Linked DNA regions of Mus musculus: region 2 is linked to region 1. The links are chromatin loops, found by intact Hi-C in ENCODE. Cell type or tissue: left cerebral cortex. All regions are shown on one strand. Each heading gives the region's core, and the rest is flanking DNA. Links, peaks and the distances in the headings are about the cores only.

What was found. A loop is a pair of places that touch in the nucleus more often than their neighbours do. Peaks named below come from ENCODE experiments on the same cell type or tissue, not always from the same donor. Only the 100,000 strongest peaks of a DNase experiment are listed, where the experiment ranks them.
Region 2: a loop joins it to region 1, with 2.6 times the contacts of the local background. A loop is called at or near these places in 6 of 42 quality-filtered maps.

The regions. Positions count from the first base shown.
Region 1 is chr11:110,469,668-110,485,865 of GRCm38, forward strand. It overlaps Map2k6 (mitogen-activated protein kinase kinase 6), which reads left to right. Exons shown (of 12, transcript NM_011943.3): 2 at 12,872-12,938. It overlaps Gm39446 (a long non-coding RNA gene), which reads right to left and starts at 7,106. Exons shown (of 3, transcript XR_880292.2): 1 at 7,040-7,106; 2 at 5,181-5,261; 3 at 3,452-3,684. In left cerebral cortex, for the core only: no CTCF peak of the experiment used is centred there; DNase peaks (open chromatin) are centred at 8,557, 9,575 and 9,600; H3K4me3 peaks cover 359 bases; H3K27ac peaks cover 780 bases.
Region 2 is chr11:110,391,179-110,407,376 of GRCm38, forward strand. It overlaps Map2k6 (mitogen-activated protein kinase kinase 6), which reads left to right and starts at 7,924. Exons shown (of 12, transcript NM_011943.3): 1 at 7,924-8,247. The coding sequence starts at 8,232. In left cerebral cortex, for the core only: a CTCF peak has its summit at 7,812; DNase peaks (open chromatin) are centred at 5,106, 7,895 and 8,607; H3K4me3 peaks cover 2,112 bases; H3K27ac peaks cover 1,240 bases.

The DNA of each region.
Region 1 (16,198 bases), core at 5,540-13,539:
TGTTGAACTTAAATCGAGAATGTGTCTCATCTGTTCTCAGTTGACGTATAGATGAGGGATGAAGGAACCACCCTGAAAAAGTCATTTTTCAGTTGTTTTCTGGGGCACTAACCTGGAGCCCCCAAACCATGGTGGGTGCTGGGAACAGTGAGAACATTAATTGGTGAAAGGGTGTTTTTATTTTTGTTTGTTTGTTTTTAGGAATGGGGAATCTTCTTAGGGAGAATTAGGCAATCTTCCTGCTTACAAATGCACCAAGAGGGTGGCAGGGTCACTGAAATCCCTTTTGTTTAGTCTGTTTATTTTATTCTGAGTGTCCACCATAAAGCCAGATGTGATAGTGATAGTGACCCTGGGTGTTTAGTCTGTTCTGGGACAATTGACTCCATGAACAGGAACCCAGAAGGTCCAGGTAGATGGAGATTGCTGCAGGATAAGGCAATCATCACATCCATTAAGAGACCAGAGCCCCTTGGGACTCTGAGCTCACAGGATACACAGGACACAGAAACATCCCCAAGACTCAGCAACTTGCAATCACCAATCACAGACCCGGCTTTCAAATATTCACCTACTTTCCTGCTAAAGTAATTTATGTTGGACAGACCGGCAGGCTTACCAACATCATCAGAACACCCTCAGGGAGAGGGTGCGGAGTCCAGTAGAAATGCCATAGGGCTGGCTGCTCAAGTGCAGTCATCCTTGTGACCTTATCTGTGAAGTTGATAAAGTACTCCTCTGAAATACCAGAGCATCAATTTTTGAGCCAGTTACCTGGTTGATTGACCAAATGTTTTCCATCCTTGCCTTGGGGCTGAGGGAGGATGGGATGGGACATACTAAAGTCCAGAAAGGTTAAAATATCTTGAGCATAGCCCATGGGAGTAGATGGCTTAATTTTTTGTACTGAGTCTAGAGCCTTTTGGCAGACCTTGGTCGTGTCCTCCAGCTCCTGGCAAACATCTTTATGACCTGCACGTAGTATCTGGAGAAGCCATGTGAGAGAAGCAGAAAATCCGAACCGTGTCCTTCTCCACAACAGTTTTCTGTGGATCCTGGGGTTTATATATAGCACAGACACAGCTCAGCCACAAGCCTCCCACAAGTAGCCACGTGATGAAGAACAATTTCAGATGAAACACTAAATGCAATTGTGTTATATGGGAAAGCCAATTTTCTGTATGTGTAGAAGCTCTATGTACCTGGACCGAGTCCTTGAAATAGTAGAAATAACCCCTCATGGAGTTGCTGTGATCCTTAAATAAGTCATGGGGACTACTGAAGACATCATGTTACATATAATAAATTCCTAAGAAATTCAAACGTGTTTAACCACGTTTTCTCATGAACAGCCATTTGTTCACAACACAGTACCAACCACAGAACAGCAGTGTAGCTTGCTTGGTAATTCAGCTTTTAATTTTCCAGCTTCTGTGTATCCAGTGTCAGTACAAATGTTGCTTAGCTGCCTTCAATCTGCTGTAGTGGGTGCTGCTAGTCCCACTGTAAGGATGAAGCTCTCAAGTTCTCAGAGCTAATGAGTCCTTTTCTATTGGCCCCTCCTAAGCCCACCCCTTTTAAAAACAGGGTCTTATTAAGCTGTATTCCAATTTACTGCATATAACAACTTTTTTGAAGATTTAAAAATCATTGCCCCCCCCCCCAACATAAATCTGGAGTACCTCCCTCAAACCTTCATCCTGCTCTCTAATAGTAAGAATGTCTAGTTTCCCATTAGTAACGTCAGTGATAGTCAATACATTAAAAATGTGCAGTGTAGTGTTAAGAGATGTCTCACTGGCTAAGAGCACTAACTGCTCATTTGGAGGACCTGGATTCAGTTCTCAGACCACACATAGTGGCTCACAAATATCTGTAAGTCTAGTTCTAGGGGTGCTGATGCCCTCTTCTGACCTCTGCAGGAACCAGGCATTCAGGCAAAACTCTCATACACCGAAGATAAAAAAACAAAACAAAACAAAAGACAAAAAACTCACAATGTAAAGGAGATCTTATAAGACTATTATATCCAGGAATAATTAAATAAACCATCTGCATATATATATATTGTACATATATTTGTATGTGCATATATATGTTTAAAAATATACATATGCTTTTGTATGTGCATATATATTTAAAATTGAAAAAATAAAATTTGTATACATCATTATTTTGTGTCAGTGTATGCCTGTGCATTGTGAATGCAGTGCCCTTGAAGGCTAGAGGTGGGCATGTTATAACCCTTGGAACTGGAGTTACAGATGGTTCTGAGTCACCATGTGGCTGCTGGGAACCAAACATGGAGAGCTCTTTAGGAATAAACCATCTCTCTAGCCCTTAGATTTTTGACTAGACACTGTAACCATATTGGGGATAATCTTTAGGTAGCACTACGTATGAGACACTAGGGGAGCATATATGAACCTATCTATATCTTTCACTTGTCCCTGTGATCATATAGAGAGTAGAGGACTGTTCTTACAGTGTGCTTTTTTGCTTGTGTTCAGTCTTGGAGATGAACTGGTTTACATGTCTGAAGGTGACTACCCAAAACAGTTTCTAGACTTATTGCCCAAGACTAGAGGACGTGACTTCTTCTGACACACTGAGCTATGACGTTGCCTGAAGTGATATTTGTTCATTACAGTGATCATGACTCATTCAGGAGTACAGACTGAAGGCTTCTGTTTTTCTATAGGACTGAGTAATGTTCCCATTAAGGCCTACATGAGACTCTGAAATGCTATTGAAATATTAGTTTACTAGTACAAAGCGAACCACGTCGAAAATAACTAATTTGCTTTTATAGATTAGATTGGCTTTCTCTTTCCAGAGAATCTCATAGTTCAGATCTGTGGCTTTCCAGGAGTCCTTCCTGTGAAGTTGGGCATCTTGGAGCCCTAAGAAAACATGCCACCATTAAGTGAAGCAGGAAGCCAGGGAAATCCATAGCTGAATAAAAGATAAACTGTTGTGGTCTGTTACCAGGATGCATTTTGAAAACCAGACTCTTACCAATGCCTGGTCTCCCTATGCAGATCATGACAGGGCAAAGGATTAGTTTGCGTTTGTTTGTTTGTTTGTTTGTTTGTTTGTTTGTTTTAGCTGGAGAGTGTGAGTTAGGATTGAAAGGTACTGCCAAATTTTCTTACTACTATTTCTTTACCGTCTTGTCAGGGAGCATGAGATATTACAGACTGTACCATAGACCCACAGAAAGGGCTGGATGTCATCTTATGGTTTTCCTGCCCATTTATCCAATTTATTTAATAAATCCCCCCCCCCCCTGCTTTGCCCCAGCACAGGCTAAGTGCTCTGGGCATTGAGGTACTGACCTACTCATGGAGGAAGAGGAAAGCCTGCTCCTGCCTTAGGGCATGGAGACCACACAGGGGAGGGCAATTTCATTGTTATTTACATTTTGATACATTTCAGAGACACTCAAAAGTAAGGTACTCTAATGAGCCACGCAATTTCATTGTTATAAACATTTTGATACACTTCAGACACACTTAAAAGTAACATACTCTAATGAGCCTTCATCACCAAGCTTCAACAGTTACCAGCTCATGGCCACTCCTTTTTCACTTTTATCTCCAGTTTGCCTGTCTCTCCGGTCGTCCACATTATTTTGAAGCAATTCTTTGAAGCGCACCATTGTAAGCATTTCAGGGTTTATATCTAAAAAACAAAACAAAACAAAACAAAACAAACAACATAAAAATGAACCTGTCTAAAACTCTTTCAAAATTCAGGGTGCATTTTGAAAAGATAACCACATCCCTAAATTTCCTCCCAATCTGTTTCCGTATTTTCCTTTCAGAGCGCTGTTTTTCAACACTTTCTTTTGATAATGGCTCGTGAACGGAGTAGCCCCTAAATAAGGAAGATGTAGCCATGCAATGGGGGTTCCCCACATGGCTCCTGCCAGCCTCCTCCCTTCGCACTGACTCTAGACCGCAAGTAGAGAGAGCCTTGCCGGGATTTATATTTGGGCTGTTTCGAGAGAGCATGTGGTCAGCGCCAAAATGCTAACAAGACAGAAAATACTTTAAACGCACCAAGTCTTTAAAAAAAAGTGCCCCAGCGCAGGGAACTGTAAGAGCAGCATTCTGGGCGCTCACATATCGACGTACTCTCTGACGGGACCATGATTCCCTGTCTACCTGGCTACCTTCTTTCCCCTCCGTTTTCTTGTTTCCTTGTCTGCTTTGTTCATCGTTCTCTACTGTCAGTTCTTTCCATTTCCCTGTAGCACACCGTTGAGCTTCTTTTGCCCACCATGTGTCTGATGCTCCTCCAGTATTTTTCCATTTAGTACTTCTGAGTTGAAACTCATGGTATTAATTGCATGCTTGTTTATGGGACACAATATGGTGATGGTGATGATGTTTGAGGATGCTGCTGCTGCTGGTGGTGATGATGATAGTGATGGTGTTGATGATGATGGTAAGAGTAATAATGGTGCTATGGTAGTAATGGAGATTGTGGTGGTAGTAGTGATGATGATCGATGGTCTGTCTTGACACCCAGCTTCTGAATAACGACACAGAGACTTATATTTATTTATGACTGCTTAGGCTTTATAGTTTAGGCTTGCTCTCAACTAGCTTGTGTAGATTAATAACTCGCTTATACTAATCCACATTCCACACATGGCCAGTTACCTCTCTTTCTTCCCGGTACATCCGACTTCCTCCAGTTCTGGCTGGTGAATCTCCCGATGCCTGCTCTTTCCCAGAGTTCCTATCTCTGCCTGGATGTCCCACCTTTCCCCTTCTCTCCTGCTATAGGCCATCAGATCTTTATTAAACCAACCAGAAGCTGACGGGGAAGAATGTTTACAAAGTATGGAGCAGGTGTTGAGCAACTAGAATAGCAATACCAAAGTCGGGACAGTACTTAACACACTCTGCTGGTACAGAAATCATGTGAATAAAGCAAAGACAACCTTTATACAGTGCACAAGATTATCCCAGCGATGGTGGGGGGTGGTGAAGATGCTTATCAGTCAGGGTTCTCTAGAGGAGAAGAACTCACAGAATAAATATACCTTACAGGGGTTCTAGATTAGATTGGTTTACAGGATATGGGCTAGGTAGTCTAGCTGGATGATGCATGAGAGGATGAGAATCGGGTAGCCGCTCTGTCCATTGGGGCAAGCGCCTCTGTAGTACCTGGATTGCAGTGATGGTCTGGAGGACTCCTGGAGAACTTTGGTCCTTCGTTTCACCCAAGAAGCTGGGTTCTGGTGTCAGCTAAGGAATTGATAAGGGATGCTTCTTTTAGTTGATTAGAAATCCAGCCAAGAGGACAGCTGAGATTCACCATCACAACAGTGAGCTCTCATGTACCCCTAAGTCAGTTATTAAAGGCTACCTACCCATAGCTCCACTTTCTCTGTGAGGCATTTTTTTTTTCTCTGTGTCTGACTTCCCTGCTCTCTCCTTCAGAGTGCAACGTAAGTTCACAGCTATTGTAATATTGGAATTTCCAATCTGCTGACTCCTGCAAAGCAGAATTTGTATAGTAATGAATTTTACACCTTGTTATGTCTACTTTAGTGAATTATTGCCAGTTTCAGTTCAGCGACTCAGTTAGCACAGTGAGGAACTTAACTTTGAATTTAGTTGTTTAAAAAAGATTTATTTTATTATTTTTGATTGTAATTAGCGTGCCTTTGGGTAGGTACGTGCATAAGAGGGCAGTGCCCAAGGAGTCCAGAAGAGGGTATTATCTGTTCTGGAGAAGGAGTTATAGGCAGCTATGAGCTGGCTGATATGGGTGCTAGGAACTGGATTCTCTAGGTTTCTTTTAATCTCTCCCTCCCTCCCTCCCTCTCTCCCTCTCTCCCTCTTCCCCGACAGGATTTCTCTGTGTAGGCCTGGCTTTTCTGACTCACACTGTTGACCAGCCTGGCCTCAAACTCAGAGATTCTCCTGCTTCTGCCTCCTTGGTGCTGGCCCTAAAGGTGCACACCACCACTGCCTGGCTACGAACCTTGGTCTTCTAGAAGAGCCATGTGTGCTCTTAACCACCTGAATCATCTCTCCAGCCTCCAGGAATTTAATTTTTCAACTCTTACAACTTACTTGGTTGTAGGGGAAGTATCAGGTGCCTAGGAGGACAGGGGTTTTAGCATTTATTAGGTGAGAAATGGTGAGATTGAAATACTTTATCTAGACTTACTCTATGCTGGGCAAGTGGTTCTCGACCCTGGCTGGAATCTAAGTTACTGTGGAGCTTAAAATGTGTGTTTTTGTGTGTATGACAGAGAAAGATAGAGAATATGTGAATGTGTGTGAGAGAAATAGAAACTGTGTGTGTTTGTGTGTGTGTGTGTGTGTGTGTGTGTGTGTGTGTGAGAGAGAGAGAGAGAGAGAGAGAGTTAGTTTTGAGGTCACACTCTTAGAAATCCTGAGTCTATAGATTTGGACTTGCTCCCATTGTTGGTGGGCACACTGACTGGGGTTCACGTTGTATGAGCTGTTGAGAAATGTAATTTTAGCACAAGTCACACAAGGGAAGGAGCTCCGAGGATGTCGTTGGAAGTCACAAGGTGCCTATGAGAACACATTCTGCTAACGTTATATTTTTAAAAAAAAAATTTTTTTAAAGTATAGATATGGAAAGGAGGGAGGGAAATATGAAAAGAAAAGAAAAAGCCAAATGAAGAGGACTCATCTTTAAGATTGTAGAAGGGGAGGGGAGGGTGAGGGAGGGGCTACGTGAGGCGGGGACTAGGAGGAGAGGAGGGCTGTTATCTATCCGGATGTAAAGTGAATAAATAAATAAATTAATGGAGGGGAAAAAAGAGACCATATTTCAAATCCTAGTTGTGATGGATTGTGGTAACTGTCAACATAGCATGATTCAGAGTCTCCTGGGAAATGGACCCTGGGTATTCTATTAAGGGACTATCTTGATTCCATTATATGGCTGTAGGAAGAACCATTCCAATTGTGGATCAGGCTATCAACTGGGCAAGAGAACCTGTATTGCATAAAACAGAGACAGTGAGCAAGCAATAGCTTACATGTCTTTGTGGCTCTCTTCTAACTGCTACAATGTGGCCAGCTGCTTCAAGCTCCTGCTGTCCGGACTTCCCCATTACTGTGGATTGTACTTTGAACTGTGAGCTGATACAAGGCCTTTCTCTTAATTTGCTGGTGTTCAGCTCTGCTATCACAGCAACAGGAAAATAAACCAAGACACCAGTTCTGCTACTCAGTTGCAGTGTGATCCTAAAGAAAGTTCCAGGAAACAAACTGGAGCTGATAGACAGCCACACCACGCCACTCACAGACTCAACTGACACAGTGTATTTAAAGAACTCTGTCAGTGCCTGTGGAGACTGGGTGCTCAAAGGACCCTTCCCTTCCCCCTCCTCTGCCTCTCCCTTATCATTTTCATCTTCCTTCACTCCTCTTTTCCTCCCTTCTTCTCTCCTTCCTTTTCTTACCTCCTTTCTTTCCTTCCTCCCCCTCCCTTCCTTCCCTCCTTCCTCCTTTTCTATCTTCTCTCTCTCTCCTCCTTTTCTTTCTTCCCTTTCTCTTACCTCTCTCCCCTCCCTCCCACTTCCCTCCCTACCTCCCTCCCTTCCTTCTTTCTTCCCCCTCCCATGCCTCTCTGTGGTTTGCTCTGTTCAAACAGCCACAAAAAGGATAATGACCATTCAGTAAACAGATATTTATGATGAAGGGCACTGGACAGAATTTTTGCTGCTGCTGTGGAACTTACGCTCTTGAGGGGAAGACAGACAGACAGTAAGTCAGTAATAGGCAAACGTGAACTTAAAAGCACGGAGGTAATACGTTGAGGACAGCGAATGAATGGTAGTTGCGAGACCTATTTCACAGAACTGGGGAAGGGCTTGGGAGGTTCTGTGGGGTTTCCATGGATGTGCTGAATTCAGAAGGTTGAATCTGCTAGCACCTGGAGCTCTCCCTGTAGAGGGGACCATGTAGGGACAGGTGAGCTGCTAAGAGATTCATTCTGCCTTCTTAATTAACATGATTCTAAGTTTTCAAACGAGCTTTCCAATTTTTCTTCTCTAAACTTTGTGTAATCTCCCACCCACCTGAGATTTTGCCCTCCGTGCCGAGACTTAGTGATGTGCAACAGCATGTGGTTTGTGGAGTTGTGTTGGTTGGGGCTCCTTGTCCTCTTCCTAGTGGCTTGTGTAAAGGCAGCTTTACCTCTGCACCCCCTGCCTCCTCTGGGCTCCGTTAGCCGATTTGCATATGATCCTTGTAGTTTAATGGCACCTAATGACACTTTTCTGTGAGCTTTGTTGCCAGATACACTTGGAACAGGAGGCCAGATGCAAGTTGTTGGGAGAGGGCAGCCAAGGGCTCCAGGTCCCCAGGAACTTGGCTAGAAGTCCCATTCACACCAGGAAACACGATAGAAAAAGTAAACTTGGCACCGGTGACCTGCAGTTCTTCCTCTTGGGAAGCCATGACAGTAGTCGCAGACCCCCAGAGTCATGCTTGCCAGCCTTCAGTGGCACTGACAAATTCTGAGACACCCGATTATCTCTTGGTGGCACCTTCTGCCAGCCGCGTGGGGCTGCATGCTGTTTGGGTTGGCACCAGAGCATAGCCCTGTATTTTATGTAATGAGACACATCAGAAAAGGCCTTTGTGCTTACCCCCACCGAGCGGGCACTGGGCGGGGACCTCATTTGTACCCCATCATTTTATGTACACTCGATGCTAGGATGCTTCTATGTGGCCTAGTAATTTTTTTTTTCTTTCTAAAAATTTCTTTCTCATCCCAGTACTATTTTGCCTCTGAATCCGCATGACCTGGCTTTGGTTTAAAGATGAATGTAGCCAAGGTGTGTGCTGGGAGGGTACTGTTCTCCGAGACACTCCCCCCCCCCCAAACATGCACGCACACGTACATACGCATAAACACACATTTGCGTGCGCATGCTGATGAAACACTGTGTGTGTATGTGTGGTGTGTGTGAGTGGTGTGTGGTGTGTGTCGTGTGTGTGTGTGTGTGTGTGTGTGTGTGTGTGTGTGTGTGTGTGTGCAGTCAGGCTGGCTCCCCTTTTCCAGTCTGTACCAAGGAAAGGGCACACAAGAAACAGACAAGATTCCCTCTGAGAATCCCTGTATTCTCTTCTCACTTAAGGTAAAGCCCATTTTCTGACTTTAAACAAGTTCTGGCTTGGATTATCAAAGGAAAGGTCGATTAACGTTCTTGGACACTTAACTTTGCTATTCATCTCTCTCCTTCGTGTTCCCCCCCCCGCCCCGCCCCCCCCGCCCCCCCCCCCGTCCCCCCCCCCCTCCCCCTCCAGCTCCAGTGTTAAATGTGAGCACGAGGTGTTGGCAGCCTCCTTGAGGGAACAGATTGCCCTGAAATAAACACAGCTGGAAAGCGACCACCTATTGTTTTTCTTTCTGTTAGGAAATGAAAGAGCTATTTATCAAAAGCACTGGGCTCCCATTTATAACTGCTGGGCTGGTTAATGATCAATGCCACCCCTGGGTGTCTGAATGGGCATGCTAACCTTCTGCCTCCCTGAGTGGCTTCCACTGCCCTGGAACAATGAACTCTGTGGAGTTTTGCTACCGCACAAGAGCAGGAGGCGGAGCCTGCTTTTTTTTTTTTTTTTTTGCCTCCAGCTGAAGCGTGCCGGCTTTGGAGCTTAGCAAAGGATGGCTTCTGCTGGGATTCCTTCTGCCAGCTTTGCAGTTTGCAGCTTTGCAGGCCTCCTGGAAGCCAACGAAGCTTCTGGAGATGGTCAAGTAAGTTCTGGAAGGTGGTAGAGATGTGTGTGGTTTTCAAGTGCCTTGGTTTACATCTTTAAGAAAAGAGGACACTTTTCTAAGTGATGTTCGGCTGCTCTGTCTCCTGAGGTTTGTTCTGGTTGCTGTCAGGGGTTGAATGGTTTGAAAATTTATACTCGTGAAAACTTTGAACACTGTGAAAATGTCTAACTTATAGAGAGTGGGATGTCAGAGGAGACTAGAGGCTGCAAATTCCGGGGCAGAGTGGTGTGAGGTGCTGGGTGTACTTGGGAAGTTGGGGGAGAACCACAGGCAGGCTGTGTTATTGTTTTGGTCATCTGCTCTGTTTTGGGTTTCTGTCCCCAAAGATCTCTCCCCACCCCCTTCTCTTCCTTCATTGCTCACTTCCTTCCTCCCGGTCTTTCTGTCTTTGAATGGATGTGTTGATAATTTATTGCCTTATGGTGTCATAACTGGTTGCTGCTTAAGCATCCCTCCTGGTGTATTAAACTTTTTAAATGGTGATTTTCCTCTAAATTTAAACTGATCGTTCCTCACACCTGACATGTAGGACCCAAGTTAGCAGTGAGGACGAATAACTTCTGTCTAAGATTTCCTCCAATGACCACTGGGAGCCCTTACTCCAGGCAGGCTATATTTACTTTTGTTTCATTTGGGAGGACCCTAAGGTGGTGGTATTTGCTGTGATATTTGCTGTGCTTTTCTGATTACCTCTTTGCTTGTGTCGCTAGCCATTTGTCCCGATTTGAAGGAGGGCATCTGGTTCCTCCCTGGAGTGACTCCTCTCCATTTGCATCTCCTTGTCTTGTGGCCGAGACTCTTGGATGGGGCTCCTCAGAGTTAAGCCATCCGTGTATCTGGGATCTCAGCGTCAGACATAGCCACCCAGCAGTACAGTGAAAAGTTCTATACTTTGTCAGCCCACATTGTATAGGGCTGATTACCTTGATAAATATGTGCTGAGTGGCCTCTGAGATTCAGGGGGAGGGAGAAATGATGTACACTGACTGATTCTTCTAGATCGCTTGAAAGAAATGAAGAGATAGTTGAGAAAAGCCGTTTACTAAAAGATGCTCCCCAAAGGCTTTTTTTGTGCTGATTACTGACTACCATTGCCTCTATACTGCCTGCTGAGTTGATCTAGGTACTGAATTTTTGAAAGAATACTTAGAAAAAGCTCAATTATACTCGGTCTTAGGGTTCTAATAACATAACCCGTCTTAGTCATGGATTTCTTACTTTTTTTTTTTTTAAATAAGACACATAGATTGCTTCTCTATATGATCATACTGGAAGGGTTCTTTGGCTCAATATTTTTCACATGTCCTGTCTGGTTTGATTCTTACATTTAGTTTAGAGAAGTAAATATTGATGTTATTCTGGATTTTACAACCCTGGAGCCTGAGAGTTAAAAGCCAGTTCTTGGTTAAAAGCACTCTCTGCTCTTCTAGAGGACCTGTGTTCTATTCTGAACATCCAGGAGGTGGCTTCCAAAAGTCTGTAGCTCCAATTCCAGGGGGAATACAATGAATGCCTTCTGGCCTCCTCAGACATGGCATGCATGTGGCACCCAGACATACACGCAGGCAAAGCACTCACACCGGTAAAATTAAAAAAGGAATCTTCTGAAAAAGGACGGTCTGTAGGTCATTTGGTCAGAGAAATAACCTGGTGATTTTTAAACTCACAATTCCGTGTTCCTGCATCTCACTCCTCTGACCGCTTCTATACATTTGCCCTGATAGAATAGTGGGAAGAGCTCCATGCCGGGTGTCCAGAGACCTCAGCACACATGCTGTGATGTCAGTGCCCGTTCTGTGATGCTGAAGATGCCACGGAGTTCATTTGCATGCAGAAACCATGCATTTCTTAAGTTATGTTATGCCTTAAGGTTTACTAGGATCTCATCCAGGGCTTGTATCAGCACTGATGCATCCACTTGGAATACAAAGGGGAGAGGAGGAAAGATTCCATCTTTGTTTCGACTTCTGCCAAACTCAGATACCTGCTATCTACATCTAGGAAGAGACTCCCAGGTCCTTAACATGACTGATTTCCCCCACATGGTTCCTAAGCTGACATTTCCTAGTCTGGTCTTTTTGACTCATCAGCAAAGGTGCCTGAGCCAAACACTCCTGTAGTTTCAGCCCAGGGATGAGCAACAGCAGAGTTCCCATCTGGACCCCCACAGAGGGTGATAACCTCCAGGCAGGATCCCGGCTGTTCTGCTAATCCTTTTTAGAGCAGAGTCAATGTATCATTTTGCATGCACCTAGTCCTTTTAGAGCAGAGTCAATGTATCATTGCATGCTCCCAGTAGTTAATCAGACTCTCTTCAGTGTTTCAGCCTCTCAGTGACAGCCAAAGGATGTGTATAGATAGAAGAGCAGAGGAATCGTTTGTTTGTTTGTTTGTTTGTTTGTTTGTTTGAGACAGGGTTTCTCTGTGTAGTCCTGGCCATCCTGGAACTCTGTAGACCAGGCTGGCCTCGAACTCAGAGATCCACCTGCCTCTGTCCCAGTGCTGGGATTAAAGGCATGTGCCACCATGACTCAGCTTCGAGAAGTGTTTTGTATTCACTTCCACCATCACATCTATCAACTTCTCTCCGATTTAGAAAACTAGGATCAAGGTGACTACATTTTCTTGCAGTTAGAACGGAAACAAATAAACAACCAAAATGTCCCACCTTAGACTCAGTGTCCTCTGCCATCACAGTTACTGTATAAAGGAACAGCCAAAGAAGGTATTGTGACAGTTGTCTCAGTGAGTAGGAAGGCTCCACCTCTTTAGCAAAAGAGCTGACATTTCTTCTTCAGCGCTGGGGATCATGCAGGCAAGTGTTTGCTGGCATACTCCCAGCAAGAATGGACATTTCCACTATGATACGCTCACCTGGGTCTAAGGCATTGCTATTTCTGGCCCCAAATTGCCTCTGAGAAGCTGTGTGGTGCCCTGGCCCCTGGCCCTGACTGGCTGCTCCCTTAGCAAGATGTATTCCGAGCCTTTGCTGACTTTCTCCCTTTGCTTGGGAAGTCTCTTCCCTCGCTCTTTTGCGGTAAGGTGAACTTTAACTTTTTCCTTATGTCCTTCCCCGTAGGCAAGAAGCGAAACCCGGGCCTTAAGATTCCAAAAGAAGCGTTTGAACAGCCTCAGACCAGTTCCACGTAAGTTGGCCGGATGATGGTTCCATTCCAAACACTTGTATTTTACGAGCTTGCTGTGGGGCTCAATTTTTTTGGACCCGTGAGCAAGGTCTTCAGTTTGCACATGGCTGTTGGAAAATACATTCAGCCCTTTGAGAGGAAAGTTCTTTGCTCACGTTTCTGAGCTCTAAAACAGACTTCTAGTCTACACTGACCCACAGCTTTGAAGTCAGTGTCTCAGATTACTGGCTGTGTGAGAGCTATATACCATATGGGAGCTGAGATCCTATATATATATACCCAGCAAGTTCCCCAGGTGTGGACTGGCTCAACACTCCCCTCTAGATACCAACGAACAAACAAATAAATCCATGTGTTTATGTGTGTGTGTGTGTGTGTGTGTGTGTATGTGTGTGTGGCAATAATACTCTTAAAATTGAGTTGAAATGGGAGGGTGGTATTTGATGGTATTCATGGCATTTTGACACTTAGTCCTGACTGTAGGTACAGAACAAACGAAGGGAATGCCTCTTGATTAGCGGAAGCTGTCACCCAAAGCCCTAAGTGAGCTCAGGTCCTCTTGCATGTCTGTGAGGTTGGCTGGGTATCTCCCATGCAGCTGGAGGTCTTAAGAATCAATGCATCTGTGTCCAAGGAGTGGGGAATCCAAGACCATAAACCATGAAGCGCTGGAGCGGCAGAGCAAGAACGGAAGAGCCCAACCCTGAGTCTGTTTAACCTCAATTCACTAAGCCTCCTGGTAAAGGCAGTTTGACCTTAGCTGTGAAGCATCGTATCAGAAAGAGCACCCCCTAGTGTTAGGATGTGCTCATGAAAATGACCGAGAGATTGTCCAGGATAGAAAGGCCCTGGCTTGCCATGCAGCAACAGAGAGAGACTTTCTAGGGTTGCCGATAGACTGAATTCAGTTGGAATATTCCTTTCATGATGATGTGTAGGAGGAAATTCTTCCTCTTCCTACGTGAATATCGGGTTTGTCTGAAGGGAATTTTTCGTCTGCATAGTTTGCCATTCTCTCCAACTGTAAATGTGAAAAAAATAAAATGTGACCCTAATTCCTTAGCATTCCTCTCTGGCTTGTAGAGCATGCAGTAAACTATGACTCTTCCTCGTGCTATCTGTAAAGGACTTTATGGGATCGCACTTTGACATGGTTATAGTTAGAGGGGGTTGCCGAGGAATGAGCATGAGACTCCAGTGTACTCTTGGCTGAGTCTATAGACACCCGCCTGCCTGCTTGTTAACAACTTATACAACTCTACAGTGTTCTCATAACCAAGGAAGCCATGCTGGCGCACATGCGAGAACTTACTTGAGTTCACTAGCCATACAAGTGGTCGCGTGTGTGTGTGTGTGTGTGTGTGTGTGTGTGTGTGTACTTGCCTGTGGAGTTCAGAGGGAATCCATTTTCTCTTTCCACCAAGTGGCTCCCAGATACTGAGCTCAGGACCCCAGGTTTGGTAAAGCCGAGATTGTTCTCCACTGAGCTACCCTGCCTTCCTGTGACTGGCTGTTGAGTTATTTATGTATTCTACGCACAAGGACTTTCCCAGTTATCTCATTTGACACTACTTCTTTCAGCATGTAATTCATCTTTTTCATTCTTTCATTGGGCTTTTTTTTTTAAACAGGGCAGAAAAATTTGATTTGATGAAATATTATATATTTTTGATTATATATATATATATATATATATATATATATATATATATATATATATATACACACACTGTAGCTATCTTCAGACGCACCAAAAGAGGGCATCCGATTCCATTACAGATGGTCATGAGCCACCATGTGGTTGCTGGGAATTGAACTCAGGACTTCTGGAAAAGCAGTCAGTGCTCTTAACCGCTGAGCCATCTCTCCAGCCCTGGAATATTATTTATTAGTTGTTATTCTTCCTACAGATTATGCCTCTGATACATAAGAACTCTTGTTACCTCTGGCCCTGAGGATTCTCAGTGATCCTGCTTAGAAACTGTACCTTTACCTTGAAACCCAAGGTCCATTTGGAGCTCAGGTTTTGTACACTGTCTATTGCACTGAGGGTTTTGGGTTTGTTTTTGTTGACACATTTCCAGTTGATGTAGTTCAGATGGCTGTGAACTGTCCCTTCCCTGTTGAATTGCCATTTTCATTTGTCTGATAGTAATTGGGCTATTTCTGCATTTTTTTTTCTATTCTGTTCTCTTGACTTTTCTGCTCTTTCTCTGGGCTCACGATATCTTATTATGTCATAGGGAATGTGGTTTCTCCTATTTTGCTCTTTTGGAAAATTAATTTTTTTTTGTTTTCTTAGGTTTTTGTAATACACACACATATACACACATATGTCTACATATACACACATGTACATATACAAACATGTATTCCAAAGTTACATTGGCCCCTGAAAGAGTCTTTTCTTATTAGCTTTAGAACAACCTTGTCCTTGTTCACAGAGACACTGGCTGACGCAGAGCTTCTGGATTTTGTAATTTTCTAGTCAGATGTGTTGTCAGATAGAGACAAGTACCATTTTTACTTTTCCCCTTCCTGCCGTGCTGGGGTAGAGCAGAGAGCCTGGAGGCCGGTCCTTAGCTCACCCTGTGTGGATTTATGGCATGCTTGTTCTGAGTCACTGTCTTTGCCTCTGTTTTCTGAGTTGTCATCTCCCTTGACTGTTAGTAACTAGTTCAAATTCAATTCTAAGCTAATAATTAGCAGTTTGTTTAACCTTGACAAGTCACTTGGTATGTGTGTCAGGGAGTTTTTCTCATTCACTCGGGAAGTGAAACGGCAGACTATTCAAGGGTCGGGTGCTGTGTGCAGAGTCCTTCAGCTTAGTTTCATGTTTGGACTCTAAGCTTCTCCAGTTGCATACCTTCGTTTAGGCATGATTTCTTGTTGCAGCAAGCTTAAGTTCCTTCTTCAAGAGTGGGATCAAGTGAGAGGATCACTATTGAGATGAGAAACCCTCATCTGTGGCCCAGATCTTGGTCTATCATAATAGCTACCCAGTGAAAGGACGCTGCAAATTATTTAGTTCTATGGCATAGCTTTTATGCATGCAAGCTGGCATATAGAGCTAGGGATGCCAGAGGCTCAGTGGCCTTCTTAGCTATATGTGAGATCAGACCTAGTAGTTCTTGGTTAGTAAATGAGAGCCCTTGACCTCTGTAGTGAGAGTTCATCATGGTGGAGCTCCGGGTTCTCATGCTATTATCTTATTGAAGAATCTGAAAGCATTTTATGTCTTTTGATGTTAATTCTTCCCA
Region 2 (16,198 bases), core at 3,715-11,714, 80 kb before region 1:
GGGAAGGAGGGTACTGGTGAGTTTGATCAGTTTCAGGGACTTCCTGGAACTTTTGAGTTGTTTGCTTCCTAAACTTAAGGAGCTTCCCTGAAGGTTGGGATGTTTCACTTCTCTTTAGTATTCTAAAGTGTTAATAAGCTTCTCTAAAAGACTGAATGGTTCACATCCTCCCCTTCACTCCCCTCCCCCCACTCAACTTGTAGAATATCTTACATCTTAACAAGCTTCCTTCCAAGATGGAATGTTTTATCTTGAAGGAGCCTGCTATCTACCAGTACTGTATCAGAGAGAAAATTATGCAGATATATACATTAATATATACAGTGTATGACCTTGTTGGAGGAAGTGTGTCACTGTGGGGGTGGGCTTTTAGGTTCTATGCTTAAGCTCTGCCCAGAATGGAAGAGAGTCTTCTGACTCCCTTCAGATCAAGATGTACAACTCTCTCTCTGCTCCTCCAGGACCACGTCTGCCTGCATGTCATGCTTCCCACCATGATAATAATGGATTGAACTTTTGAAACTATAAGCCAGCCCCAATTAAATGGGTCCTATATAAGAGTTGCTTCAGTCATGGTGTCTGTTCACAGCAATGGAAACCCTAACTAAGACATACATGTGTCTAATATATATGTACATGTGTGTAGCAGGAACACATAGGAACACCTGTTTCTATGTAAACGCCAGGGGGTCATGCAGCTACAAAAGCATCTCCTGCAGAAGGACCTAATCAAGGATTGCCTGAGAGAGCAAGGACTGCTGGTACAAACAATGCCAGCCAATCAGGAACTGCGGTTTAGAAGAGATGCTTTCTTGGGACCAATGGGGGCATGGGTGGGCGGTATTAAAGGAGCTTTCAGCCGTGCTCAGGGGAGCTTGCTACTGTGTTTCTCACCTGCTCCCGGAGTCTGTGTCACTGACTCTGTGCCAACTCACCTCCAACCCCCAAGAGCAGGTAGGGTGAGATGGAGAGATATCCAGGGCACAGGCAACACGTGTGTGCATGTATTTCCATATGAAAAGAGAGATATAGCAGGCGTTAAGTAGAGGAAATGGAACAAACATACTGCAGAAGTTTTTATCCCCATTTCTTCTCTTGAACAGAATTAGAAATCTCTGTGGGGCCTGTGTTAGTTTTTAATTAATTTGGAGTATTTTCTATTTCCCGACACGTTAACATTCCACACAAATGGTGCCCTGAAATGTTTGTAGGTTTCATGGCAGAGTAGAATAGTTTCCACTTGTACCTTCCTAGAAACGATAACTACTCGTTCACTAGCTCAGGATAACATTCCTATCCAGGACTCTGATTTGGGAGTAAAGGTTAAAATCATATTATATTGGAGCTTTACATGACTTCTGAGTTGCTAGGGAACATCCAATATTCATATCACACACACACATACACACACACACACACACACACACACATGCACACACGCGCACACACACTTCAATTGAGAATGCAGTCAGATGAGGACTGAGTCAGCATCTTTCAAGCACAGCCAGTTATGAAGGAAAGCTCACTCACAGAAATTTGAAACTAGAGTCATTATTGGAGTCTTAAAATATTTAAATTAAATATCATAATTAATTTTCTTCTAACAAATCCCTATGCAAGCATTACTTTAGCTTTTAACAGGATGGCCAATTTAAGCTAATAGATAGTGATCTATTATCTAGCTAGTAAACTCATGTGCACATCGGATGAACAAGTACAAGCTGAGTCTATATTGTCTCCATGGCAACCTGGAAGGACCCAATGGACATGTGACCATTTGCAGCTGAGCTTAGAGTCAAAGGTTAAAGAGAGTCAAGCGAGGATGTCTTCCCAAAGGACTGGGTTAGCAGTGTGAGTTGGCAGAGATGGTTCGGTGTTTAAGAGCACTTCAGTAGTCTTGCAGAGGACATTGCTTTACTCCCCAGCCCCTACAATGGGTGGCTCACAATAGTTTGTACCTTCAGCTCCAGAGGCTCCAATGCCCTCTCCTGGCTTCCCTGATTCTCTGCGCACATATGGTGCACATAAGCTCACGCACGCACACACCTACATAGACATATGTAAACAAAGAGTAAATCTTTAAAAAGGTAAGATTTGTATGCAAGTACGATTACTGTGAGATATTAGTAAGGGTACCTTCCTTTCACCAGATAGACGCCTTGCAAGAGCTAAAATGGAGTTAAAACTGAATGGTGGGGATTCTTTTAAAATATCAAGGACATCCTTATAGGAGAGATGACTTCAGATGGAGGGCAGAACACGGAAAATGAACACCAAAATGGAGACCAGGATAAGCCAGAGCCATAGACTGAACTCTGAAGAGCTAGTGATATGTAAATTCATGTCCTAATAAGAATATTATAGCTGGAGAGATGGCTCGACAGTTAAGAGCACCACCTGCTCTTCTGAAGGTCCTGAGTTCAAATCTCACAACCACATAGTGGCTCACAACCATCCGTAATGAGATTTGGCGCCCTCTTCTTGTGTGTCTGAAGACAGCTACAGTGTTCTTACATATAATAAATAAATTAATTAATTTTTGCTGGGCAGTGGTGGTGCATGCCTTTAATCCCAGCACTTGGGAGGCAGAGGCAGGCGGATTTCTGAGTTCGAGGCCAGCCTGGTCTACAAAGTGAGTTCACAAAGTGAGTTCCAGGACAGCCAGGGCTATACAGAGAAACCCTGTCTTGAAAAACAAAAAAACAAAACAAAACAAAAAAATATTATATTAATCAGACTGCCGAGAATGAGATAAGGCTAAGCAGGTACACCTGTGCCAAAATGGGGAGGACACTACCAGCAAAGGTGAGCCAAGTTTAATCATTCAGTAGGATGTTTTAAGTAAAAAAAAAAAAAAAATATATATATATATATATATATATATATAAAAATTACAAGGGGAAGGAGAGATAGCTCAATGGTTAAGAAGGCTGCTCTTCCAAAAGACCCAAGTTCTGCTCTTGGTATCCACGTTAGTTGGCTCACAATCACTTGTAACTCCAGTTTCTGGGGACCAGACACCATCTTCGGGCCTTCACAGGTACCCATATTGGTGGATACTTACCCACACATAGACAAACACAGATGCACAAAAATTTGTAAAAAGCCTTAAAAAATTCTGTCCACAGTCAAGCGACCATCTAAATGAGTTCCCCTCGGGCTTCTCCCTATCACACTTCACCTTTGATCCCTCTCTACTCACAGCTTTAATGTCACCACTGTCCTCTCCCTTGCTCCTGATATCTACCAGACACTTCTGCTAAAGTGGAACTGCTCAGATCCGGACTGCTCCCTGGGAGGTCAGTTTGCAAAATGTCATAGGAGCGTTTCTTGTCTCGTCTCTTAAGATGTGTCGTTAGGATGGCTATTCCCTGTCTTGCCAAACAAGAGATCAGGAACCCTTCTAGTTGCCAAATAGAAAGACGTTTAGCTAATTAAAAAAAAATGTTGTTCTGAAATCTTTAGTGGCTTCAGCAGACAGGTGAGCTGGGTTGGGAGCCATGAAAAGCTGAAAGTGACAGAGGCTGACCCTCCATGATTTACAGTGGGAACCAAAGAATCACATAAAGGTGAAAGGATCTGCTTCAGCAGACACAACTCATGTCTACGGCCAGGATTAGAATCTAAATCTCTCACATCCAAATAACTGCATCTTACCAAAACTCATTGGTTTTAGTTAACTTACAGGGAGAACTGAAATCACATGCTATGCAACCACATTCCCCATACTCGACACAGGCATTTGAACCAGATAGCTCTTTGCTGAGGGTGGGACTTCCTGTGTATTGTGGCATGCTGATTGCATTCCTTTGTCCTGTCTAGTATATGCCAGCCTCTCCCAATCTTCCATATTACAATAAGGCAGGCATTGCCAAACCTCCCCAGGAGGCAAAACTGACAAACAGCTCTTGACACTAAGTGATAGCAGGTACCTTCCTTGACCTCCGGATTATTCCTGACACTTATGCTACCTCCTCCCTCACCAACCTGTAACTTCATAATAACAGCTTCAGAAACCAGTATGACCTAACCCAAGGGCCTCCTTCCAAGAATGTCACACTCTCAGTCTGACAGAATGGGTGTTTTCCCAGGTGTTCTGGGTTCCCCTGAGGTGTTAGCTCTATTGTTGGAATCTAGTTATTCCAGGCTCGCCAAGGTTACAGGTCCTTACCCCCTCTACTTCATGTCGGACTGCAGAAGGTCTTGGAGCGCAAGATGTGCTAAGTGCTGTGCTGGGCACTGAGAATTAGGGGCATTGGACAAATCTCTGATCTCTAGGATCAGAGCCACCTGCGGAGACACACAGATAAAGGAACACTTGTCAGCCCTGAGATGAGTCTTGGGTAAGACCCACAGGTGAGGTATTACAGAATTAGAAAGTGCACCCAGTTCATAGAGAGGGTGCTGGGAGGGACAGCCTCGATACGCAGAGCATAGTGAGAATAGTCAAGGACAAATCAGAACCATCAGCTAATGAAAGAGTCTTTCGGGTAGAGGGTCAAGTACATACAAAAGAGCCAGAAATCCTGCCTTCTCCCGGGTACGGTATCAGCCTGGGGTGAGAAATGACCCAGGAAGTTCTGTAGGGCTCAGGCATGGAACAGCCAATGGCGCGCTATATCAAGAAGTTGGGGTACTGGCTCTGAATATAAGTAGAACTTGTCAGATTTGCGTTTTAGAAGGATCTGAAGTCGGGAAAATAACAAGATAAACCTTCGGTGAACCTGTGAAGAAATCACCGGAATTTTTCTCTTGCTTTCGCACACTACCTCAATCCAGCAGAGCAAGGGAACAATTTCTTGACCGTGCATGGAGGGAAGGGAGGAGAAAGACTTCTTTCCCACCAAGGGAAGAACCTCTTTTCTAAACCTTTTCAGGGAGCTTGAATTCCCTGTCCTTCCAGCAGCCCGCTCAGAACTCAGGATCTCTAAGACAAACGGCCCACTCTGTCATTTCGCAGTCTATGGTTCGGCTGGCTTAGGGTAAAAGGGTGCTTTGTGTACGTGCGTGCGTCTGCAGATGCTCAGCGCCTGTTGCCCCTCACGTTGTCTCCGTGGAGAGTGAGTGGCAGATTGATTTGCAGAATGCGCTCCATTTACGGGCTGTAGCGACTGTGCGCTCATTCAGACAAAGAACATGCCAAATCGCAGCAGCAGCAGGGATGCGCCACACCAGCTGAGATTAGAAGTCTTCTAGGGTGGCTGAGATGGTTCAGCTGGTAAAGGCAATTAGCATCAAGTCTGCTGACCGGAGTTTGATTCCCAGGACCCACAACGGTGGAAGGAGAGAACGATTTCCTGCTAAGTTGTCTCTCCCGTGACCTTCACATATGCTCCATGTTAGGCATGTATACAAATGTGTGTGAGTGTGTGCAGGCACACGTCTGCGCACTGAATAATTGTATGCACACTAAATAACTGTAACAAAAGAATGGAACTCTCTTTACAAATAGGAGCAGGCTCATTAAAGAGCTAGCTACGGCAGTTGCTGACAATACAAATGGACAGGCAGCTCTAGGTGGTTGCTCAGGCTAAGCCAGTCTGCATGAAGCTGTCTCAGGACCTGTAGGAAAACTGGTGTTCCTGTCATTGTTCCAGAAGGAAGATGGGGGTGTGTTGAAATGGATCACTACACATGTATGTGGTGGTTCAGTGAGACTTTAAAGGCCCACGAAGGAGGAGGCTCTAAGCCTGCTTATATGCAGAAGGAAGGTGGGAAGGTATAGCAGGGAGTAGACCTGACAGAGAAGGCAAAAGAAAGTCCTTACAAGTGGACACATGGAACAGAAAGCTCTTCTCTCACAGGCAGATGCTGCCCCCTCTGTATGTGAAGTCGCCTTGATTAATTTTCCTGAACATCAGTAAAGGAAGCCAGGAATTGTGGGAAATGCCTATAACCCCCAGCACTTCAGGGGCACAGAGGCAGGAGAATCACTGTAAATTCTACACTGAGTTGTAAGCCAGCCAGCCAAGGCATGATCTCAAGAATTAAAAACAACAACAACAACAACAACGACGACGACGACGACGACGACAACAACAACAACAAAAGAATGTCAGTAAAGGTCAGAGGGTGTAACTTATGCCTTCCTCCCCCAATTGAATGCATTTTTATTTTAAGAGCTGATTTGCTAACTTGTGGTGGGATTGGGCAGAGGCAGGAGGATTACAGATTCAGACTCTGTCTGTGTTACAGACTGGGTTCAAAGGCCAACCTGAGTAACTCAGCTAGATCCTGCCTCAAAAGGAAAAAATAAAAAAATAAAAACCAAACCAGGGCTGTGGCTTATTGGTAGCTTGCAAGCCTGGAATGCCTAAGGCCCTAGATTCAATCTCCAGCATTGCAGGGACAGGGGTGGGGAGGGGGCAAGGGTGGGGCGGAGGGGGGGGGGAGGAGAGGACACATGGTAGCTTTCTCTCTGATTCCGGCATTACTCAGATGGTCCTGGCTTCCTAGAATTCTTAATACAATTCCAGACATTTTCATTAGCAGCCCTCACACATGAATCTTCTCTCAAAGTGGCTCTTGTGGCTTTCCACAATTGACCTGACCTATCTCTAGCCTCTCCCAGTTCCAACCCACCTAGATCACTAAGGGAAAATTTACATTCTTAAAGCAATGCTTTGATTAAGTTCCCCGGTTTCAAAACCATTTATCTCCACCCTCGAGCTTCTGAGTTAAGGCCAAGCTGTTAAAGCCCTGTAATAATCCCGCACACCCAGTATATTCTGACCACCACCACGCTTGTATACAAGGCAACCTGGTACTCTCAGTGTCCCAGGAATGGACAGGTGGCCCTTACTCCCCCACTGATTTGCCTATAGATCAGATGCCTGAAACCACCGTTCCCTCCCTATTCGCTCTGAAAGAACATTCCTGAAGGTGTTCTACTAGGCGCAATGGAAGCCAAGCCCGAGCTCTCTGCCTCGAAATGAAGTGGGTGGGAAAGGGGTGGAGGTGAGGGTGGGGGTGTTGCGATTTGTACCCCTTTCAGGGAAGGTTTGCATCTCCAACTGCCCAGTGAAGCGGGAGGCTTTCCCCCACCAAGACACAGTCCAGCTCTAGGCTCAAGCACTGCAGGAAAAAGGAAAAATCCAAAGCCTGGGAAGATGCCTAGCAAACTCTGGACTTCCAACAAACATCTCTTGATGGTATTGAAAAACATTCAAGATAGTAGACTTTATTCACGTAAGGTTACTGTTCTCCACCAGCCGCCCTTTCTTCTCAAGGCCAGGGACTTTTTCCTTCATCCCCGCCTGCCTCAGGCAAGAAAAAAAAAAAATCAAATACCTTAATTTTGATTAAAATTGGCCTTTGATATATATGAAACAAATTTTCCTGTCTAACTGTGTAAGAAATGAGAAACTTCGTAAATCTCTCTTCCTTAATCCCTATCCAGCATTGAAATTCTGCTTTCTTGAAAAGAACTGACCTGGATCGCTTCTTATTAAAAAAAAAAAAAAAAAAAAAAAAACTTTGTATCTTGTCTGAAGAGTCAAATCACCCCAAAAATCTCCATTCAAGAAAAATGTTTGTTGTGAAATGAGATGTCAGGGTGAACGGTCTACAGACAGAGCAGTTCACAGATACTGAGCCGGTTTAAAAAAAAAAAAGCCACATTGAACCCCCAATTAGACCTTAGTCTAGGGGTGCCAAAAGCGTCTTCGCTACCCCTGTGCTCTCTAAGCTGTTGATTCAGGGGTTTTTCTAGAACAGAAAAAGCCTCCTATCATGGACCGCGCTGTTTGTCACCCTTCCCTTACTAAAGAGTGTACGTGCGATGTTTATCTGAGATCTCTGTCGCGCTTAGTCAGTCATCTAGCTCAGCCACCTACAGGAGCACGTTTCCTTAAATCAGAGACGCGTGGACTCTACAGGAGAACTACACTACCCAGCAGGCCTCGCGCCTTTCGCAGGAAGGACGTCTGCGCACTAAGATACTCAGTTCCAAGTTTGGAGCTTTTAGCTGCCAGCCCTGGCCCATCATGTAGCTGCAGCACAGCCTTCCCTAACGTTGCAACTGGGGGAAAAATCACTTTCTAGACTGTTTTGCAAGGTGTGCAATTCCACCTTGACTCCCTGAAAGTCCATCTGCTGCATCGGTCAAGAGAAACTCCACTTGCATGAAGATTGCACGCCTGCAGCTTGCATCTTTGTTGCAAAACTAGCTACAGAAGAGAAGCAAGGCAAAGTCTTTTGTGCTCCCCTCCCCCATCAAAGGAAAGGGGAAAATGTCTCAGTCGAAAGGTAAGAGACTGTTTGCATTAGTTGCAAAAAATGCAAAGGCTTATGCATGCATTCGTGAATGCATGGATGCAATTTTCGCCCGGCGATTGCATTTTTAAGTTTGAGGTTTGCCACAGCTCAGTTGCATTTCCTGTTTAGTGTGTGTCTTTTTCTTTCTTTCTTCCTTTCTTTTCCTTTTCTTTCCTTTTCTTTTCCTTTTCTTCTCCTTTTCTTTTCTTTCTTTTCTTTTCTTTTTTCTTTTTTTGCAGACACAGAGAGTTCCTGTAAGGCAGGGCTTGCAGTTGAGCTGTGCATTGACATTATTTGCATTCTTCTGCTAGGATTACCGAGCCTTTCTGCCTTTTGCACGGTCAGGAGAGATATAGCAGGTTGGTAGCGTCCAAATGTGCAATGCTTTATATAATAGTACATTTCTTTAGTATGCACGCATATTCACAGTAATTTTGTGTGCAACAGGAATCCAAACTTTCAAAAAGTCTCAGAGGTGAAGATGAAAGGCAAACCTCGCTTTAAACTAGCAGGAAATTTCTGTGATCTTCTATTCTTTGGGGGGAAGGAACCACTGCGGTGGCAGCATTCAGCTTACATTTTTATTGATTTCGCTGTGGACATTAGGCAACTTTTGATTTTTTAAGGGAAGTAAAGGTGAAGTCTGGAGAGCAGTGTATTATTATTATTATTTAAAAAAAAAAGTCTTGCTCTTCCGAGGTTTTATACTTTGTATCAGTTGCTTGCAGAGGGGAAGACCTCAATGTGTTGGCCATTTGGAAGATGCTTTTGTGTGTGGGGGAGGATTTCAGGGGGTGAGCGTGTTTGTGAGCATTAGAGCAAACCTGAGACTTTACTGTCTCATTGGCAACTACAGTGAAATCTTCTAAGTGTGTAACTGCATAGACTTGGTCAGAAGTTCAGGACTATGGTTGCCTTCTTTTTCTTTTTCAAATTTAATTAAAAAAATGTTTTGTAAGGTTGTATTTTGCAAACTTACTGATGTTCTGTAGAGGGAACTAAAAAAAAAAAAAAAAAAAAAAAAAAGTCCTGCATGGAGAAACTGCAGAGCTGCTTAGGTGCCTGCTGGAAGACCTTTAATGGCTTGTTTCGAGAGCAATCTTCCTTAACATAGAGAAATCTGATGGCATCTGAGAAAAGCCCCAAAATGAAGAGGTGTGCTAGGTTAACTGGGGCCACCTCTAGAGCAAGATCTGGGGACATTAAAGTATCCAATAAGCTTTGGCCACACTGTGTTTGGAGGTGTGATACCATTTAATTCTACCGGATGAACACGATGTATCTGATCCGGGGAAGAAAAGGATTGCTCTTCAGAATTTCAAGTAAGATTGTTTATGGTTGTTCTTTATTTGTTTTGTGTTTAATGTTAGGGGAGGAGGAAATATTTTACCTGTTTCAGAAATGTGCAGATGAACCTAGAAGTTGGCTTTTTTTTTTTTTTTTTTTAAGGTGTGGATATTCCTTAGCTTGGGAAAACCCAAACTCTTGAGCAGAGAATTCAGAGAGTACAAAAGTCAGTCCATGCTATAGCAACACTAAAGAGATAACTTCTAGTTCCTTTGTATTTGGTAAACATGCACTCATGCATTCAATTCAGCTTAATATATGTATGTATGCAATACATGCTTATGTCTGGATACATGTATGCATAATTATTTGTGCATGCACATGCATATTTGCATGTATGTGTTATGTGCATAGAGTTTGGGGGTACATGAGAATATTTAAAATGAAGTCTTTTTCTCCAAGAATTAGCGTCTGGTTTGAGAAAGTAAGAATGTGAGGACATTTCTGTGACACAGATTGGGCCAGTGAGATGGCCCCATGGGTAAAGGTGCCTGCTGCCAAGCCGACTATCTTAATTCCATCCTCCAAAGCCAAATGGCGGAAAGAAACTCCTACAAGTTGTCCTTTGACCTCCACAGTTCACCACGCACACCCCCCTACATACAGAATAAGTAAACAGAATTATAATAAAAACATTTAAAAAAAAAACCCAGCTATTGAAGAGAAACGGGCCTACCACAGTTTCGAGGCAATAATGATTCTTTTATTTGGTGAGTTGTAAGGAAGCTGCAGGAGGAAGGCTATAGGTACTGAGATCCAACTGACCTTACCATCACCCAGTTTGGACCTTGGGCTCTAAAGTAACTTCCTCTCTCCATAGTTTCTGGTCTTACTTGTAAGATAAATCACTTTCCCCGAAGGTCATGTTTTTTTTTGTTTGTTTTTTTTGTTTGTTTGTTTGTTTGCTTTTTCTTTTTCCTTTGGAAGCTAACAGGGAGGTATGTATACACTCTTGATCATGAATCAAGGATGGGTGGTCCTTCATGTTAGTTTCCATTTATGTAGATGAACTTCTTCTACCAGACCTTGCTTGCAAACTATATCTGGTATGAACATGAGGGTTTGTTTGTCCAAATGGAAAGTTATTGGTGGAAAAATGTGGGCAATTATTCTAGAAATGGCCAGGGGTCTTGGCCTGGATTTTTTTATGTGGACTTTGCCTGGCTCAGCAAGGCTGACTTCAAATAGCCAAAAGCACCCCCCCCCCCTTTTTTCTACTTAGTTCCAGACTTCTTTCTAATACTCTAGCCAGATGAAATGGGAGGAACGGAGAGAGGTGGGTACAGTCTCACAGTATGAAGAATTTAACAGCATGTTCAATTCACGAACCTTTACGAACTTTTCAGATCACTGTAATTCAGTTTTACAGACCTCTAATTTAAGGCATAGCAGAGGCAAAGAATTACAGACTGCCCAGGAGCTGGAACGACTGGGCTGCTTCTCCTCAGCCTTTTACCAACAGTGAGATTCCAAGAAAGAATTTTCTTAAAAAGAGATTCTGCTTTCCACAGTTGTAAGTTTAGGTGGTATGTTTCTCAGTTTGTTTGTGTTAGCTGTCTGGGGTTGAGCTGACATTTTTTTTTTTTCTTTTTCAAATATTAAAGCAGTAGTGTGCCTTTTGAGGAAATCTGAAATGTAAGTTAACAGGAAGGGTCCAAGAGAGTGCCGGAATTCCTGCATATTACAGGAAGGCAAGCCACAGGAAAAGTGTGTCATCTACACTAGCCGGAGAGAAAGCTATTGTGATCGGCCAAAATGGTCTTCTGAGGAATAGAAGGTGTTCTAGCATCTCCTGGTTTACCTGAAAATATATAAATTTGACCCCTTTAGCAGCCAGTCTTTCTTGCTTCTTTTTCTATTCACCTTGAAATAAAAAACCACGAAACAATATGAGCTTATTTTAGTTGAATGCAGTCATAAGTAAGTCATGTAAGAAATGCTTCCAAGTTGTACTTCAGAAGGGACATGGAAAATGGCAGGGACCATCTCAGCCTTCCTGAGTTAATCTCTGCTTCTGTAATTCACTCTCCCCGGGAGCACCAGATGTGTACATTTCTCATTCAGTGTACACGCCTTTGTTGGGTCGTATCAGGCAGACTTGTCATGCTTAGCCTGTAATCTGAGCTGGTGTGTTTTATAACTCTGTTGGTCTCAGGACACCAAGGCAGAATTGGCACCTTGGGCCTCCTGTTTGCTTTGTGTTGGTGTTGCTTTCTCTTCTTTCTAGCATGGTGTGTGTGTGTGTGTGTGTGTGTGTGTGTGTGTGTGTGTTGGTGATGCAGTTTCTGGACACAAGGGTTGAGATTCTCAGTTTTTCACAGATTAATACTATTAATTATTGTTTTCTAACAACATCCCCTCATCTATTAAAACCTAAAAAATTTACAAGGAGTAGTTTTAAACCTTTAAAATGTTTATAAATAATACTTCTTTTTCTTTTTCTTTTTTTTTTTTTCTTTTTGGCTTTTCGAGACAGGGTTTCTCTGTTGTATCCCTGGCTGTCCTGGAACTCACTCTGTAGACCAGGCTGGCCTTGAACTCAGAAATCTGCCTGCCTCTGCCTCCCGAGTGCTGGGATTAAAGGCGTGTGCCACCACTGCCCAGCATTGTGTGTGTGTGTGTGTGTGTGTGTGTGTGTGTGTGTGTGTGTTGGTGATGCAGTTTCTGGACACAAGGGTTGAGATTATTCTTTATTATTCTTCTTTATTATAGGAATATTCAATAGAAAAGGAAAACAAAAATGACTAATGCCTGCATATTACATTGTTACATAGATGCTTTAGGCTTTTGGTCTGTGCCTATGAGTTTGAAAAATGTAAGATATGTGGCCCACTAGTGCCTACTAGACTACTTTTCATTTCACCAATGTACTATGAAGTGTGTCTGAATCCATGTACCTCTATGTTTGCAGTATCCAGTTCCATTGCATTTGCTTAAGTAGAATTTCAATACCTGTTTTCTTCAAGACTCTTTCACACTTATTGCCACATATTCCCGGGCAAATGACAGCAAGAGACTGAATTCCAGGAAGTCAACTGCAGATTGTGAATGTCGACTTCTCCTTTATCCCCCAGTACTTTCTCTCTGTTTCAAAACCAGGCTTTTACCATCCTTAGTATATAAGTGGTCCATATTACTTGAAAATTTTAAACCAAAGAGGAAATTCATGATGAGAGCACACAACTTGAGCTAACTTTGATGGTGCATGCCTTTTAAATCTTGAAACTAGGTAGACAGAGGCAAGTGGATCTCTGTGAGTTCAAAAACATCCTGGTCAACATCGTGAGTTCTAGGCCGGCCAGGGCTGCATAGTGAGTATCTCAAAAATTGCACTTGTGAGCATGCACACGAGTGCACACACACACACACACACACACACACACACACACACAACCTCAAACTTCTCAGGGATAAGTTGCTGTTCCCTTTTGATAACTATCTTTGTACACACAGTCTTACATGTGTTATTTTACTGTTTGGGATATTTTCCTTAAACTCTCCCGTGACATTTGGCTGTCTTCCCACACTAGTACACACGCAGTAACCTCACTTTTTGTTATAGTTGTGAGTGTTTTGACTTGTAAGAACACAGCCACACACACAGTCTTCCACGGGCTTTCACACAACTGCCATTTTATTTGTAGGCAGAAACAGCATTGCAAGGAATTCCTTGGAATTAGCTTATTGCACAGCAGCTCAATTTGTTCATTCATTCTTTCTTTTTTTAAAGTTTGCATTAAAAACCTTCTCATATGATATCTTTTGATGGTATTCTTCCCCTACTGCAACTCCTCCGAGCTCCTCTCTACCTCCCTACCATCCAACTTCATGTTCTTTCTCTCTCTGAAAGCAAAAACAGAAACAAACCAAACTTAGGATGGGCAAACTACAAAAATATCAATAAAACAAACAAACAAACAAAAAATTAGCAAAACAAAAAGCAGAACACACACACACACACACACACACACACACACACACACACACACCTTACCTATGCACCCCATGGTGTCTATTTTGTGCTGGCCAACTACTTTTGGCCAGTTGATAAATGGTATTTATATTTGATTCCTACTTACATTTTTTGAAGTAATAAGTTGAAAATGTTCATTTTTCTTGACATTTCTGTTTCATTTGTTTCCCCCCTCATAAAATATATCTTGAACATTTTCACATAAAGATAAAATTATTTTTATAGTTAGGCCATAAAACCCCAAGACTGTAGCAGTTGGATAATCATACATTAAAACTTCGGTTCTATACAAGTAAATAATTTCATTCCTTGATAAGTTCTAATTTTATTTTTGACCAAAATGTCTTGTGTACATATCACATATTTTATAATGTAAACTCAGTATGTTTACACTGTCGATTGCTGTCCAGACTCACATGAAAATCAGAAAGAAATTACAATCGTCTACTTTGAATTCCTGCCTGAAAAAATAATCTATTTCTGGGTGTGTCTGGAGTTCTAATTGCCTCCGCTGAGAAAAACTAGCTTTTCTTTAGTCTTATAAGTAATTTTTAGGTAGCACCTGGTTGTTTTGTGGGCCTTGATAGAAAATAATGGATTGTTTCAGTTTTAATTACAAGGCTAATTCCAAGGAACCGTTGATTGAAATTTACATCATTAAAACAACTAAGCCTACAGTTAATGGTGTTGACCTCCCAAGTTACCTGCCAGGCAGGTGTGATGCATTCAGTAGCTAACTCTCAGGAAGCCTACCTACCTATGCATCCTGGGACTTCCTGAGAAGACTTAAGGATAGGAAAAGAGTCCCCAGCACAGGTTTGGCACTCTGCAAATAAGCGGGCCAAAGCCTTAGAATCAGTTCGGTCCCTGCTGATACTCCAGCCACGGGTAAAGGGGACTTGGGATTCCTTGTCCAAAGTTCTTTTCACTGAGCTACACAGCAACACCGTTCATCCACGTTTATAATAAACTCCTCCCTGCTCCCTCAGAAGTTAGTGTATTTTACATTTCCCATTTTGTTTACTTTGTGGGGAGCAGCCTGAGGGGCGGGGAGGGGGCGGGGAGGAAGGAGGCTGATGATATAGTTATCCGAGCTTATTATTCATCACCCAAGAAATGGTGACCCATGAATCATGGTGGTAGGATTTCTTACCAGTTCTCTGCCAAAAGAGAGTTTGCAAATGCTCCCGTCCTGACTGCCAGTTGCTTACTGAGTTCGGCTCTGAGCTTTAAGCTCTATAATTACAGTTTGCCTTTTGTGGACTATCTCCTTGGAGAGATCTTGCTGGGTAGGTGAACTTCACATATGTTTGTGCTTCCGTAACTCTTTCAAGGTTCGGTTTTGTTTATCGATAACTGGTAATCAGTGTTTTATCGTTAACCAGTAATTGGTGTTCGGCAAATATTTTCTGAATTTATTTCTTTTCTTCAGCAGTAAGGATGGTTGTCATTCTCCACCCCGCCTCCCCCCCCCCGCCCCCCTCCCCCACACATACAAAGGTTTGCAGTAAATAAGCTGTAAACACAGTTGCCTTTACTCTTCCTTGTTTGCATTCAGAGTCTCATTATCCCTCTGCTTGCTCATTTGGAAGTTGCAAAAATAGCAAAAAGATAGTGGTTCCTTCCTAGATAACCCTGTAAACAGGTTTAAAGTTTGCATGGTCCTCTACTAACTTTTTGTTTTAAAAACTTGAGGAGAGGTTGGGGGGCAATGGCTCAGTGGTTGAGAGTGCTCATTCTACAATCAGGAGGGTTTCATTTCAAACCTCCAGCACCCATATCTGTATCGTCGCTGGGTAGAGGGAGGCAGGTGAGTTTCAGAGCTCCGTGGCCAGCGAGCCTAGCTGCAATGGCTGCTGGTTCAGTGAAAGAAAGATCTTGTCTTAAGGCAGTAAGGTGAAGAGCAACGGATAGTCCTCCCCTCCTACGTTGAGTACGTGCCTGGATAAGGACTTGCCGGCTTACGGACGTGTCACGCTTGTGTAGCGCACACACATTCAACACACGCATACACAAGCATACATAAAAACAAAAACAAAAAAACAAAAACAAAAACAACAACAACAACAAAAGAAACAAAAGGGAAAAGTGACATGCCGAGGATGTTGCACAGTGGTAGAGGAGGGGCTTAGTCATTGGGCCCCAAGATGAATGGCCCAAAGGGGCATAGCTGGTAGGACAGAAATGAGCCCCTCGCGGCTATCGCTGCTTTTAGTTTCTATGTCTATGGAGTTTTTTTTTTTGTTTGTTTTTGTTTTTTTTTTTTTTTTCCCCGAGGCAGGGTTTCTCTGTGTAGCCCTAGCTGTCCTGGGACTCACTTTGTAGACCAGGCTGGCATCGAACTCAGAAATCCTCCTGCCTCTGCCTCCGGAGTGCTGGGATTAAAGGCGTGCGCCACCACGCTCTGCTCCTCTATGGAGTTTTTTGAAGGGTAGATAGAGGCAATTGAGAAAAAAGTTAGCAGATCGGTGAGCACACCCAGTCAATCCTGTGATTCCTTACTTCCGCCTTGACCGCCACCTAGGCCATTGCCCCCTCCTAGCCCCGCCCCCCCCCCCCCCCCCCGCCGCGTGCCTGCCCGGATTGTCCCCAAACTTGTCCGTGTAGTTTGATATCTAGACC